2 separate regions of the Mus musculus genome follow, and region 2 is linked to region 1. A link is a loop called in an ENCODE intact Hi-C map of the cell type or tissue named here. Cell type or tissue: gastrocnemius. All regions are shown on one strand.

Evidence for each region. A loop is a pair of places that touch in the nucleus more often than their neighbours do. Peaks named below come from ENCODE experiments on the same cell type or tissue, not always from the same donor. Only the 100,000 strongest peaks of a DNase experiment are listed, where the experiment ranks them.
Region 2: a loop joins it to region 1, with 2.9 times the contacts of the local background. A loop is called at or near these places in 5 of 42 quality-filtered maps.

The regions. Positions count from the first base shown.
Region 1 is chr14:61,096,275-61,098,774 of GRCm38, forward strand. No RefSeq gene overlaps it. Among named protein-coding and RNA genes, the nearest start is that of Gm41168, 41 kb to the left of the region's middle. In gastrocnemius, no CTCF peak of the experiment used is centred here; no DNase peak of the experiment used is centred here; H3K27ac peaks cover 982 bases.
Region 2 is chr14:61,044,798-61,047,297 of GRCm38, forward strand. It overlaps Tnfrsf19 (tumor necrosis factor receptor superfamily, member 19), which reads right to left and starts at 2,058. Exons shown (of 10, transcript NM_013869.5): 1 at 1,318-2,058. The region is part of intron 2 of Gm41167 (a long non-coding RNA gene); the gene reads left to right. In gastrocnemius, no CTCF peak of the experiment used is centred here; DNase peaks (open chromatin) are centred at 1,301 and 1,756; H3K4me3 peaks cover 2,150 bases; H3K27ac peaks cover 2,189 bases.

The DNA.
Region 1 (2,500 bases):
GGAGATCAGTCCATCTTGATTGTGGAGGGGTTACCTTACCCCATAAATCCTTTGAAACTCTCAAATAGTTGTAGAAATGTCTCTAAATTCACAATGCAGAGCTGAGTGAGTGGCTGTCTGCTGGGAGACATGACGTCTCACTCTCTTTGGCGTGTTTGCTTTACTCAGCTTTGCTAAACGAACAAATATCTGCTTAAACTGTCTGTATTTTCCAATTGTATTCTTTCCTTCAAGAAGATAAGAACTCAGAGATTTCTGTAACAGCATGGCAGCCACCATGGCGTGGCCATCCTCAGCCCAGTGAGCATGCACACTCAACCTCTAAACAAGGCTGTGGACAGTTACATAATTGTCAGCCATCATGGAGGCCAACAGGAAAGTAACAATGGCTGCCTCCGTGCATTATCTTTCAGGGACTTCGAGTTCTCTCGGGAGTAAAAAGTCCCCTCTCCAATCTTATGTGTTAGAATACAAGCTGTCTATTTTGACCCAGTGAGAAATATTTAGTTTTAACTGTGTTGATAAAACATTTCTTCTTGCAGACACTGATATTGTAGGTGTTACTTGCCAATACTTACCTGATCCCAATCTGGGTGTCAAATACAACTTAACTCAGGCTAGGGTCGTCTGAGGATGACCTAAAGTGAGGAATTAGTTCTACCAGTCTTTCTTTGGGGCATCTTCTTTACTGGTGGTTGATGCGGGAGGGCTCAGGCCACTGCCACCACCTGGGCAGGTGGGCCTAGGCTGTACAAGAATGCAAGCTAGATCTAGCAAGCCATGAGGGGTAAGCCAGTAAGCAGCACTCCTGCACAGCCCCTGCTTCAGTTCCTGCCTGCAGGTTCCTGCTCTGAGTTCTTCCCATGACTTTCCTCAGTGATGGAGTCCAAGTTTTAAGCTGAAATAAACCCGTTCTTCACCAAATGGCTTTTGGTCATGGTGTTTTATCACACTAACAGGAAGCACACTAAGATGACTACCCATCACCAAGTACTGACATCATCAGAGAGACTTTCAAACAAGGTTCCATATTTACATCTCATTTATATCCTCCCCTTTGTCTTATGACTGTCTAACTGTGGTTCTCTCTCCCATGGAAGTGGAGAGCACTGAAAATGTCACTAAATGTTGGCTACCTGAAAAGGTCCTAGATATTTCTTCTTCTTCTCTCCCTTGAATCATTTTACCATCACAAGTAAATGAAATTGGTTGCTTCCCCTCTCTCCTGGAGGGGAGGGGAACGTTTTTTTCTTCATAACACCACTAGCTTTGTCCAGTGTATTAATTTCATTTGTGCTGCTGTGGTAAAATATACTAACAAGAAGCAACCCAGAGAAGAGAAGAGAAGAGGAGGGGAGGGGAGGGGAGGGGAGAGAAGAAGAGAAGAGAAGAGAAGAGAAGAGAAGAGAAGAGAAGAGAAGAGAAGAGAAGAGAAGAGAAGAGAAGAGAAGAGAAAGAAAAGGTTTATTTGGCTCACAATTCCAAATGGTTGGATCAGAGGATGCAGAACCCAGAGATATGAAGGACCAACTGTATCATTCCAGGACAACTCCAACAACAAGCAGCCCTTGGAAGGTGAGCTCGGACTTCTATGTGGGCCATGTGGGTGGATTTGAGCAAAGGCAGGCACATTCCTCCTCGTTTGCTTCCTCTGAGAAAAGCTGCAAGCATGGTCCTGCTCAGCTGTGTGGATGTGGATACTCTCATGGGGGTGTGGATACTCCTGGGGGTGGGTGGATACTCCCGTGGGGATGTGGATACTCCTGTGGGGGTGTGAATACTCCTGTGGCGGTGTGGATACTCCCATGGCGCTGTGGATACTGCCAAGGTGGTGTGGATACTGCCGTGGGCTTATCACCACTGCTCACATTCTGCTTTGTCGGATGAGGAGCCCATATTTGGACACTGGTTACCCAAGATCACCCTGGACACTCTCCTGAGCTTTGCAGTGACCTCAGTGGATTGTTAAACCTGCCTCAAGGCCAGCAGCCCTCATCCAGCACCTTCTCAGCTTCTGCTCAAGTTAGAAGGCTCCCCTGAGACCTAACCCCAAGCCCTTGGAGGTGACTTTGGCAGTGCTCTTATACAAACAGATGACGACAGCTGGTAACATTAGCGACTTCGCTTGTCATCTCCTTTTTCTGGGGCAGTTGCTTCCCTGAGAATTATTTGTGTTTGCTGTTCTCGTCCATGGCAACCATACAACACGGCTATCCAGTGCCCCTCCCCACACCAGCAGTTGCTTTTCACGGTTCTATTTTGGGAGTGATGTGGACTTTCGACCATGCTGGGTTGAGTTCTTGCCCCCACCATGTCACCAATGGTACCTTGTGAAATAGTCTTCTATTTGGTCTGCACTTCAAGAGGAAAAAAAAAAGGTCAAATTTTCTCATTTGTCCCAAAGGTGCTATTATCCATGTTTCAATTTTAAAGGATTAAAAATAGACAACATTTTCTTCCTGGATAGAGGAAGGGGGCTGGCTAGATAATTCAGTGGGTA
Region 2 (2,500 bases), 51 kb before region 1:
ATGTAGGTACAGAGCTCTAAGTCCTATTGTCCTGAGTGTCTGAAGTTCAGTGTAAAGATGTGTGTGTGTGTGTGTGTGTGTGTGTATCTGTGTCTGTGTGTATGCATGTCTTTGAGTGTGTTTGTGTGTGTGTTTGTGTGTGTGTCTGTCTGTGTGTGTTTGTGTCTGTATGTTTGTCTATGTGTGTGTGTTTGTGTGCATCTAAGTGTATGTCTTCATGTGTGTGTCGGTGTATATCTCTGTATTTGTATATCTGTGTTTTTGTGTGTCTGTGTGTATGTGTGCTTGTGTGTCTCTGTGTGTCTCTGTATTTGTGTGTGTCTCTGTATTTGTGTGTTTCTGTGTGTGTTTGTGTCTGTGTGTATGCATGTGTGTATGTGTATGTGTGCGTGCGTGCGTGTGTGTGTGTGTGTGTGTGTGTGTGTGTGTGTGTGTGTAGAAGTTATGAATTCACAAGTAGCAGTTAACTGGCAAGCTGGGTGCCCAGTATAATTTGGTTTTGTAGGGCACTAATTGAAGTGAAAATGTGGCTAAAATACTTCATGTAACATAATAACTGTTGATTGCCAGATAGTTTTGGTAAACAGTTGGCAAATTGTAACTCACAACAGCTGTCACTATATATTTAGAGTAAATGTTAATTTAAGAATATTAACCTCGGGAGTGTTTCTGTAAACAAAGCTTCTCCTATTTTCAGAGGTTACAGAGCCTGGCTTGGGTATTTTTAGCCAAACCTAACGCAGCTTGGCGCTCCCTGTTTCCGAGTTCCTCCGCTTTACACTTGAAAGGCTTCAGTCCTAAATGCCTTTGCAGAGATTCCCTTGGGAATGCGAATGGCAAGGACACATGTGCGATAGATTCACATCTCCCGGAGGCCGGAGAATAAAGTAGTAATATTGCTAGGATTGCTAGAGAGGAGTTTTGCTCCGTAGGGTGGGGGGAGATAGGGGAAGAGAAAGGAAGGTGGGGTGGGAGTGAGGGGGTGTTAACAGAATCCCACCGTTTCTAAATAAAGTAAGAGGAGGTTTTCCAGCCCAGCTTCCAGCGTCTGAAACCCTGCTGGCAACAAACATTAGCGAGGCTCTGTTTTTGTCCTGTTGGAACTACTCACTTCCAAGTAAGATTTGCATGACAGATATCAAACTCTTGTGCAAACCGCGAAACAATTGCATCAAGAATCAAATTCAGTTTCACGTGCACGCAGCCTGGTGCTGGACTTGGCTTCAGGCATGCTTGCTGGGAGCTGATAGCCATTTTTCCCCCTTTGAACATGCGAGGAAAACGCAGTGAAAGTTCCAACCACACACGAACGCCTACCTGCTACTCGCCAGTGCTGTGCTCCAGACTCACGCTTTCCGCAGCTTGGTAGCACTTCCGCGCCAAACGCTTTTACCTTCCCAAAAATGTGTGTGGGCGCAAGCCCAGACAAACTTCAAATCCAGGAAAATGGATTACCCGCGCAGATCAAAGGCAGGCGAACTAGGAGATGGAGTGCCTGTAATCTGATCGCCGATCAGTTGCTGCGCATCAAAGGCAAGGCTGAGTTTACTCGCTACGCGCGCAGATCTAGAAAGTTCGCTACCGTCTGGTTCTTTTGTTAAACGTGGGCCACGTTGTTCTGCCCCAGCTCTGGAGAGCAGGCTTCCCCAGCCTGGGCTGAGCGGCTGGATCTGCAGCTCTCTCTCGCGGTGCCCCAGCTGGGCTGCCTAGTGCCAGCGCTGCTGCGCCGCATCCCTTTCATCTCGCTGAGTGGCAGCTCCCATGACATCATGCCGTGCCGTGGGGCTGGCCGGGAGAAGCCAGTCAGCCTGATTTCTAGTCGCGTTGGTCTGTGCCTCGCCCGCGACAGCCCTGCAGTGTGTCTCTTGGCTGGGAGGGACACACCAGGACTGCTCTGGGCCTCTGTGCTCCGGGCCTGTAAGGTCCTGGATCGTTGCAGGTTCCAGTAGACAGCATCAAGCCGCTGCCTGTGACAAAAAGCACGAAGTCCCTACCAGAGCAGGGTAGTCCGAAACGCAGCAGAGCGGCACAGCAGTGTTTAATTAGGCCGTTTCTCCGAACACCTGCCTTACACCGCCAGGGTCACAGGCAAACGTTTTAAAAAGCTTGATTCCCCACCCCCAACCCCACGCGCGCGGCTCCCCACCCCAACACACACATACTGCGACAAGTCTTTAAGAATTAGTAAAATGTCTTTTCCTGGTGAAAGTATTACAGGTGGCGCCAGTCAAGTATGGCTTTCATTGAGTGAAGGAGTGGATACTACAACTTACAGAGATACCGCCACTAGCTCACTGGACACCTGGGTCAGAAGCTTGTTAATCTAAATTTGGGGTCCTAATAAAACAACAACAACAAAGGATGCCTTCCTTCTGAGTTGCAATCATGGATACCTCTAGCGACTCCTAAAAGTCACAGAAAGGTGACTTAGAGGAAAGCATTTGCTTGCAATCACTCCACAGCTTCTGTCCCAGGCAAAGCACAAATCACAGTTTGGATC